Regions from separate parts of the Homo sapiens genome. Here region 1 is linked to region 2. A link is a contact called in ENCODE Hi-C or POLR2A ChIA-PET data. All regions are on one chromosome and are shown on one strand. The core of a region is the stretch at or near the end of the contact, and the rest is flanking DNA. Distances in the headings are between cores, read along the strand shown.

Evidence for each region. A loop is a pair of places that touch in the nucleus more often than their neighbours do. ChIA-PET counts read pairs that join two places held with the same protein, here RNA polymerase II (POLR2A). Pooled maps may share reads with other maps.
Region 1: a map of heart right ventricle shows a loop between it and region 2 (3-fold over the local background). The contact joins the enhancer-like site here to the promoter of ZBTB16 in region 2. A Hi-C loop is called at or near these places in 59 of 168 maps with a recorded cell type or tissue (B cell, CD4-positive, alpha-beta memory T cell, Caco-2 and 35 more) and 38 of 50 pooled maps. POLR2A ChIA-PET finds 5 or more read pairs at or near these places in 11 of 52 experiments (A673, BJ, CD4-positive, alpha-beta T cell and 8 more).

What each region holds. Positions count from the first base shown.
Region 1 is chr11:114,249,071-114,253,691 of GRCh38, forward strand. It overlaps ZBTB16 (zinc finger and BTB domain containing 16), which reads left to right. Exons shown (of 7, transcript NM_006006.6): 7 at 1,256-4,621. The coding sequence ends at 1,485. Among named protein-coding and RNA genes, the nearest start is that of NNMT, 45 kb to the right of the region's middle. Within about 2 kb of position 2,626, at least 9 of the 41 ENCODE cell types and tissues checked have a DNase peak (open chromatin) inside an H3K27ac peak, as active enhancers do; they include ascending aorta, gastrocnemius medialis, heart right ventricle and 5 more, where a contact is called at or near this core.
Region 2 is chr11:114,056,517-114,061,190 of GRCh38, forward strand. ZBTB16 (zinc finger and BTB domain containing 16) reads left to right here and starts at 3,195. Exons shown (of 7, transcript NM_006006.6): 1 at 3,195-3,366. RefSeq lists a silencer at 2,751-3,045.

The DNA.
Region 1 (4,621 bases), core at 1,376-3,875, 190 kb after region 2:
TGTGCACTCCCAGGTTCTTTATCCCTCCCATCCCACCCCACCCCCAATTCCAGCCTCAGGAGGGAGGCAGGGTCCAGGGCAAGGTCTTAGCGGTTTTAGCAGGATAGGCCGGGTGGGGGAGCTCATGCCTATAATCCCAGGACTTTGGGAGGCCGAGGCAGGCAGATCACTTGAAGTCAGGAGTTCAAGTCCAGCCCGGCCAACATGGTGAAACCCTGTCTGTACTAAAAATACAAAAATTAGCCGGGCATGGTGGCGGCACCTGTGATCCCAGCTACTTGGGAGGCTGAGGCAGGACAATCACTTGAACCCGGGAGGCAGAGGTTGCAGTGAGCTGAGATTGCACCACTGCATTCCAGCCTGGGTAACAGAGTGAGACTCCATCTCAAAAAAAAAAAAAAAAAAAAAAAAAAGGCCGGGCGCGGTGGCTCACGCCTGTAATCCCAGCACTTTGGGAGGCCGAGGCGGGTGGATCTTGAGGTCAGGAGATCGAGACCATCCTGGCTAACAAGGTGAAACCCCGTCTCTACTAAAAATACAAAAAATTAGCCGGGCGCGGTGGCAGGCGCCTGTAGTCCCAGCTACTCGGGAGGCTGAGGCAGGAGAATGGCGTGAACCCGGGAAGCGGAGCTTGCAGTGAGCCGAGATTGCGCCACTGCAGTCCGCAGTCTGGCCTGGGCGACACAGCGAGACTCCGTCTCAAAAAAAAAAAAAAAAAAGAGAGCTTTAGCAGGATAGGTGTCCCCAGGTGCAGCATATTTGAAGGACTGGGTTCCCTCAATTTCCCCCCACCCCTGCTCCCCACCATCTGTAGCCCTGAAAGGTCTCGATCCACCTGCTCTCTGGACGGAACTGTGGCTTGAAGAGCCATTCCTGAGGACTTTGGGGCCTTTCTCTTTCTAGACACCCATTTTCTTAATTAGAAAGGGAAAAGACTGTGGCCTTGGGAGAGTTAAGAATAGTAAGACAAGGAGCTGGGCAATCCAGTAGTCAACTAGCTACATGTAGCTATTTAAATTAGTTACAATGAAATAAAATTAGAAAACTGTAGAGCTGCAGTCGCACCAGCCTCATTCATAGCCATGTGTGACTGGTGGCTGCCGTCTTGGGTGGTGCCTTCATTGTCCCAGAAAGTTCTGTTGGAGCAAGCCCAGCTGGAGGAACCCAGCTTCCCTGGCACGCCTGAGGGTGACATGGTGCCCTCACCGCCTTCTGTCTGTCCTCACTTTCTCCTGCCCTGTCCCTCCGCCCTCAGGTGAGAAGCCCTTTGAGTGTAAGCTCTGCCACCAGCGCTCCCGGGACTACTCGGCCATGATCAAGCACCTGAGAACGCACAACGGCGCCTCGCCCTACCAGTGCACCATCTGCACAGAGTACTGCCCCAGCCTCTCCTCCATGCAGAAGCACATGAAGGGCCACAAGCCCGAGGAGATCCCGCCCGACTGGAGGATAGAGAAGACGTACCTCTACCTGTGCTATGTGTGAAGGGAGGCCCGCGGCGGTGGAGCCGAGCGGGGAGCCAGGAAAGAAGAGTTGGAGTGAGATGAAGGAAGGACTATGACAAATAAAAAAGGAAAAGAAAAAAAAAAACAGAAGGAAAAGGAAACCTGGTAGCTTTTTGGCCTTGGATTCTCTCTGGGCTCCAGATGACCTGGATGCCAAGCCACTGCCCCTCCTCTGGGGGCCTCCACCCTCCTCTCCCGGCTGGAGGTTTGCCTGATTTTCTGGGATGGGGTTGGGTATTTTGTTCACTCAAATGGTGGCACATTTTTCTCCTTCCTTCACCCAGACCTTCTTTTATGTGTCCAGAAATGGAGGCTAGAAAGCAGGTGAGAGGTCCTCTGGTCAGAGCCACACGGTCTGTGCCGGCCTTCCTCCACCAAGACCCCCAGGAGATGAAGGGAGGGAGGAGGTGAGCCAGAAGGGCGCTCCCCTGCTGATGGGTCTGGGCTGGGTCACTAGCTGCTCAAAATGGCAGCTCTAGTTTGCTGGCGGCTGACTGGGGAGGAGAAGGGCTCTGTTTCTCTTCCCACCACTCAGCCCACCTGCTGCTTTCCTCTGCTTTGCCACATCTGGGTGTCCCCCGGTGGTCTCTGAGAGCCTCAGGACCCCTGCCCCTCCTCCAGCTCTTTGTTCCCAGCCTCCCCTTGACTCCTGTCCTCCAAGTCCCAGGGGAGTCCCAGCCCCTCAGGGACCTGGCGGTGTCTCCATCCTTCTCCGGTTCCCTAGTGGGATAGCTGCCTCTGACTTCAGGGTCCCTCCTACCCTCAGCCTTCTGAGAACACAAAACAAATCCAATACCCCACCCTAGTCCAGCACCATCGTGAGCAAGATTCCTGCTGCGCTGCTTCCAAAATGGAAAAGCATCACAACTAAATACCTAATATCCTACCAAACAAACCACAGTCCCTACGTAGCCCTACTTCAGTCCCAGGAGAAGGAATCCATGAATGGGCTGAGGTTCCGAGGGTAGGTTGTGGATGTCTTTCTCTAGAGGGGTCCCACACCTGGAAAAGAGGACACCCAGCCCGTGGGATGAGGGAAGCTGGGCAAGGGAGAAAGTTGTTGAGTCACACTGGGGACCCCAGATGTAGTGAGCTCAGCAAGAAAAGCCAGGTCCAGAGAGAGTCGCACAGAATTCCTGACTCACAGCGCCCCTCGGTCCACAGTGGAGAGGAGGAGGAGGAGGAGCAGAAGGAGGGGGAGGAGCTGCAGGAGGAGGAGGATTTGAAAGCGCTTTGGCCTTGTGTTATGTTTTGCTTCTTTTCTGTGTCCCCTGTTAGCACATTGTACTTGAATTACCTCAGTTTTTTGTGACCTCATGAGCTTTCTTAACCTCTGTATCTCTTTTTCGGTTGGGGCTTGGAGGAATGGGGAGGGTGTTCTTTTCTGTTTCTTGTGTAAATTAATAGTTGTTTTTATAGACTTCAGCTGGTCAAGACCCTCCCCGTGCCCCTGGAGACCAGCCTCCCAGCTGGCAGGAACTGTGCAGGAGGAGTTGATACTCAGGATCTGAATGTGAGGGCCGAGGAGGGCGAAGAGCGTGGGTGGGGAGGGGATGTTGCTTTGGGGTCTCATGGTCCCCAGAGGGCACTAGGGAGTCACTTTTGGCTCCGCTGGTGCATGAAGTCACCTGTGGCCACCATCCGTTCCGCCTAAAACACTCTGGAGAGAATCCCACCTTTCTTACAATTTGCTGGGCCATTGAGGTTTGAGGGCCTGTGTTTGGATCCTTGCAACTGTGTGGTCTCACCTCTGTGCGTGCATTCTCATTGCCAGAATTGGTCTATTTTCACGGCTGGTCTTTGGGGAGGGGGGCGGGATCCAGCCTTTGTTTTGTTGTGTTGGGGTGGGGGTGTTGTTTTTCTAAAAGCTACCTCTTATGTTTGTCCAGTTGTTCTTTTGTTCCTTTCCCGCCTCCCATTCTGCTGCTCTTCCTCCCTCTTTTCCCCAACCTCCCCCGACCCTCCTGAATTTTGGAAAGCACATTTGCAATATTCGTGTTTGCTTTGGGACGGACCCTCCGTTTCATCTCATGCTTTATGTGTAAGAGTTTTTTATTATTATTTTTTCTTTCCTTTCTCTCTCTGAGAAAGTTGTGGCTGCGTTTTGATCTTAGGTTTTACAAAGTGGTTTAGGGAAGCGGTTTTGGGGAGAAGGATCACGAGGAATGTAGGGAAGCCGGAGGGATGGGTGCTGCTGCGACGACCCCCCCGTCCCTCGGCCCCAGCCCTCCTGCCCTCCCCTTCAATCTCATCCACCAAATCTGAAGGCCTTAAAATTGTGTGTTGGGAGGATGTGAATTGGGAGGACGGTGTCACTAGACTGTGGATTAGGGATGGTAAAGTAGGGAGGATGCTATTTTGCAACTATAGTAACGACTTAGTGTTTTGGAAAGGAAAAGAAGTTAAACTTGAAATACGTGACTAGAACAGTTGTCATGTTTATAATGTGAAAAGGGTGAAATCATTTGGGGGAGGGGCCGTCTGTAAGAAATCATTATGCACTATGGCTTCCTCCTCTGGTCTGGGAAGAAGCGGGGACTGGCTGGCCCTCAGGGGATCTGTAAATCCCAGAAAACAGTATTTTTAACAGCAAGATGTCATTCAACATTGGTGGGGAAGGAAGAGAAAAAAATCAAACTATTCCATAGAACTAGCTGGCCCCCTCACTCCCATGCCCTTCCCACTCAGCCTGGGCCCCTCCCCGCTCCATTCATAAAAGCTGAGAGGGTTGAGCTAATCTTCACAAATTGTAATATTTTTGTAGTATCTGTTAGTTCCTTCGTCAGTTCTGCAGAACCTTGCCCTTTCCTTTTGTAATGTGAATAGGAAGACAAAAGACAAAAAAAAATCCACCACCACCAAAATATCCCTTTGTACATGTATGTGCGTGTGCGCGTGTGCTTTGTGTGTGTGGTTGTGTGTTAAATCATGCAGTATTGTCGTAATCTGGTGTTGCAGCAATGGATGGTACTAAATCAGCACCTGGATGCCCCACCCAACCCCGTGGGCCCTGCAGACCCCAGTAGGGAGGTATGGGGAGAGCTCAGGGGAGTGTGGTTTCTGAGGGCTACTGTCTGGGGACACCTCTGAACTTACTGTACCTTCCTCTCCCCATG
Region 2 (4,674 bases), core at 1,945-4,444:
TGCACAGATCTTGGCCTCAGCAGAGTAAGAGAAGAAGGAAAATTAAAAGCCCTTGCTTCCTTCATCTATTTCACTAGAGGCTACATAATCTAGAAGTTAAGAGCATGAGCTTTGCAGTCAGAATGGTCTGATTTAAAGTTTCAGCTCTGATGTTTAATAGATCTACAGTCTGCAGTAAGGCACTTAATCTCTCTGAACCTCAGTTTTCATGTCCACAGAAATTGGGAAAATAATAGCACCTGCATTAATAGGATTGTTATGTGGATTAAATAAAACAACATAGGTAATGTGTTGAGTTTCGTAGTCAGTGCTCAGAATGAGTTATTATTTTCGCTGTCTCCTTCCTGTATGATCTCTTAGAACTGCTATACCCTCCTGTTCCACTAACTGAGCTCTGAAAGGCTGCCAGTGGTGGGAGGTACATGGGTAAAGAGGGAGATGAGGGAGTAAGATTTAGCAATGGAATTCCATGCAAAGGCCAGCTCATCTATTCCTCTGTCTCTAGCATGATCTCCCCCTAAGATTGAGATCTCCTGTATTTTTAGAACTGATACCCAGGTTTCCCTTAAAAGACGCTTCAAGAAAAAATGTAAAAGAAAAATCACTCTAAATACACGAACATGAGAGAGACAGAAAGAGAGCGGGCATGTGCGCGCGAGAGAGATTGAGTATTCTCTTGTAATTTTCCATCCTGCTTGTTTTTAGGTGCTGCCATATGAAATCTCTGAACTGAGGATTCTCATCAGCCTTCCCAGGACCCAAGGACATAGCTCTGGCTATAAATGGTGCCAGTTTTGGTGGGGGAGCTGCTGCTGCTTTATCTGGGCCCAATAAACCTTATCAAACTGCTGTGCAGCCAGCCTTCAGCGCTAAGTGGAAATGCTTGGAGCCCAATGCTGGCATTCAGCCCACAGCCTCGCCTGCCTTCTTCCTTTTTGTTACCTTCTCCACCTCTTAAATTCAGGCATTAATCTCTCTTTAACACTTACTAACAAGGGCTGGGCTTTTAATGGGCAGCGTTTATGAAGCAAGGGAGATTTTCACATAGAGTGAATATGGCACGGGGGTGGGGAGGCCAGGGCCATAGAGGATTGTGCTTTCTCTCCCATTGTTTCCAGAGATTCTCTCTTTCTCTGATTTGAGGATTAATAGGAGATTAGGATCAGGGGTTAATTGTGTGCTTCTCCTGCTACTGCACTGAGGAGAGGCTGGTAGGTGGATGTGGACAGCAAAGCGGAAACCTCCAGCAGGCACTATCTAGGCAGAAGCTCAACAAGTGTAGTGATTCTTTCTTCTGTTTCCCTGGTGAGGCACCAGGAGGGTCTTTTCTCCTCTCCTTACATCCCTCCACTCTTGCTCTCCTTGCAGCCCAGTTCTTTCCTAACTTTCTTTAAATCCCTTTCCTCTAACAGGGTGTATAGACCTTAGTTAGAAAAACAGGTAGTCTCTAAATGGGATTGCTCTTTATTGTTAATGAAATGAATACCCAGGGACTGGGCTTCCCCTCCGCTTGCCCTGGGTTTGATGTGGTTGTATCCCGTGCTATCAGAGGAGCCCTTCCTTCACTCAAGTGTGTTCCCCTGCCCAGCTCTCTCCGCAGACTCCTGCTGGGCTGAGCTTTCCCTGCTCTTAAGAGTCAGGAGTGGCTCTTGCTGGGATGGAATGACCCGTCTTTGGGGCTGCCTCATGAGCGGCTCTTGTGAACCCGGATCAGTTCCGATGTGTAAACTCTACCGCCTGGCCTTCAGCGAACAGATACAGATTTCTGCCACCTTCCATGACCCTACAGTTCATGGGACTGGGTCTGGGGCAGTGCCAGAGGCACGCATGGAGGTGTGATTCTAGGTGAGTCCTGCGGAAAACCTCTGGCCCACCCGTGAGTCACGGACAGAACATGCAGACTCAGGCCTTGGTGACATAAGCTCCGCATTGCTAAAACCGCGTGACCTCGAGGGCTGACTGGCCTGAGAACCCTGGATGGCGCTCTCGGCCACCCCCACCTCCCACCCCAACCTCCTGGGCTTCGGTCAGAATCCACAGCCCGTGCCCGAAGAGCGCTTCCCGCCTCTGGCACCCTACCTTCGCTCAGCTCCAGGGAAAAGGGGAGAGGGCAGCTTTCTGCAGTCAGAGGAAGAGTACATTTTCTTTGGCTGCTCTACCCTCTGAAGTAGGGCGGCCAGCTGAAGGAGGACACACTTTTGAGGGGCCCAGAGGTTGTCCAAGCTTCCCCCTGCCCCCTGAAGACTGTGCACTGAGCTGGGCGCAGTTCTCGGGAACTGTTTCCACCCAGATTGCTGGGGGGCGGGGGGGTAGGATGAGGGCAGAGCCGAGAGGCTGTCCAAGGTTTGGGAGAGAGAAAAGTTTCTCCCAGGACTCGACCTTGGCCTCCAGCAATCGCGACAGCTAAAAACGGGTGTCTCGCTTCGACAATAGATCCCCGCGGACCTTCTGGCACCTGGTTCACTAGCGCCCGCGAACTCTGCCTCGGGAGACTTATTGAAATCCGGATGCTCAAGCCGGGAGGCGCGCAGTAACCAGGAGGATGAGAGGGCCGGGTTTGGGCTAGGAAAGCGGCCTTTTAAAACAGATGTCAGGGGGACTGCAGCCCCGAGCCATGAGAAAAAAGTTAAAGGCGAGATGACACGCACTGAATTGGGGCAAACATTGGAAGAGGAGACAAAACTGCGTGCTTGAGCACCGGGGTGCGGGGAGGGGGGGACAAAACCCGTATCCAGTGCAAATTAAAATCTTGGGAGTAGGTGGGGGCTGCTGCGCGCCCTTCACCCTCAGTTCCCCTATTAAGGATTCTGAGTCCCCATGCACTCCTGTCCTCTGGCTCCTTCCTTCCTCTCCGCTCGGCCGGTGAGAGGCGGCCGCCGGCGCCCCAGCAGCAGCTAGATGTCAGGCGAAGCCCGGAGCGCGGAGCGCGGGGAAGGGAGGGGAAGGGAGGGGAGGGGAAAGGAGGGGTGGGGCGGGGAGCGCGCGCGGGCTCGGCCAGTGCGGGGTGGTGGGCGGGCTGAGCCCGGGGACGGCGCGGGAGGGGGGAGGGAAGGGGGGCAGCTGTGGGCAGGGAGCCGGGCTCGGCCGCCAGCACTAAAGATGGAGAGGCGCCGGGGCCTTGCAGGGGAGGGGGCTCGGCGTTGACGTGGGACGCGGCGGAGGCGCAGCAGCCGGTGGTGATTTGCTAACCTCGCAGCAGAGAGGAGTTGAGGGCGATGAGAGCGGGTACTGCGAACTGCCGGGCGATGCTGTCGCTGCCGCCGTGATACGGAGAGCAACAGTTCCCCAGCAACACCCCTCCCCGACACAGGCACACACCCCCCGACAGGCACGCACACCCACCCCACAGTGCCCGGCTCGGCTGCGGTGAGTGAGGGGCCGGGAAGAGGCGCACCGCCCAGCGAGCGCCGCGCGCCGGGGCTTCCCGGGGCTGGAGAGGTCTGGGGGGCGCGCGCTCGCTTCGGCCACTCGGCCGCTGGGCTTGTGCCTTTTTTATTTGGCGTGTTCCCTTCCTGCCGCTGCAGCCGTCGCCGCCACCGGTTGGGGGTCGGCTAGAAGGGGGAGCCCCGGCTGTCAGCCTGGGCGCAGCTGCCTCCCCAGCCCTTCCTCTTCAGGGCACGGTCGGGGTGAGAGGTGGGGGGCGTAGCGGTGTGCGGGGGCTGAGGGCGTGAGCAGAGGGGTCGGGGATCCGGAGGCTTTGTACCGCCAGGGGCTGGCGGAGCAACAGAGCCCGTGGGTGCTCTTATGTATGCGGACCGGTGCGCGGGCGCAAGATAAGGTTGTGGTTTATTTATTTGTGTGTTTATTCGCCGGCCGGCTGGGAAGCTAGAATCGGAGGAGCTGACGAGTAGATCTGGGGGCGGAGGGGAGCAGGACTGGGACTGCTTACGTTTTGTTTCTCTTTGAGAAAACGTGGTGGGCTTTTTCTTGATTGGACTTGATCCCCACCCCCCTTTTGCAGGGGAGGGAGGGAAGCTCCAGAGGGTCTGCAGCGCTGCGGGCCCTCCTCGGCTCTCGGCGGGACCGGCGGTGACACCGGAGCTCGCCGTGCGCTCCCGGCCGCTCTCGGTGGGTGCCGGTCTCTGCACCTGATGCGTTCGGGATGCCTTTCCCACCCTGGCGCGCCCGCCGCTAGCTCGCACAGCGCCTCGCACACTCCCGCACGCGCTTGAAATGCGCACGGTCCCGCCGGCCCGCGGAACCACCCGGACGCACGGAGCGCTCCGCACCGACTCGCTCGCCGCCTCCCCGAGACGCTCGCACCGTGCTTGGGCCGGGCGCGCTGGCCGCTGGCGCCGCTGGCCAGAGGCCTGGGACCCAGCCGGTCGCTCCCAGGGGGTCACGGCCCTGGGTCGGAGAGGGAGGGCGGGCAGACCCCTTCTCGCCTTTCCTCCCACAACTCGCTGCGGGGCTTTTGTGCTTCCCCTTCGCCGCGGGGCGGGTCCGCCTCCCCTGCCGCTCTCGCCGCGGAGTCCAGCCCGCCCGGACTGTCGCCGTTCCTCCCCGTCTCTTTCGCTTTCCCTCGTCCCTAGCTCAGCTCTCCTTCTTTCAGGAGTCTAGCTCCTCGGGAAAAGTTGCTTCCCCAAGTTTGCTGAAGTCGTCTCCAAGTCTCGGTGGGGGTCGCTGGGAACTGGGGGGGTGTGAGAGCGCGGTCGATCCCCGGAGCTCGGGCGG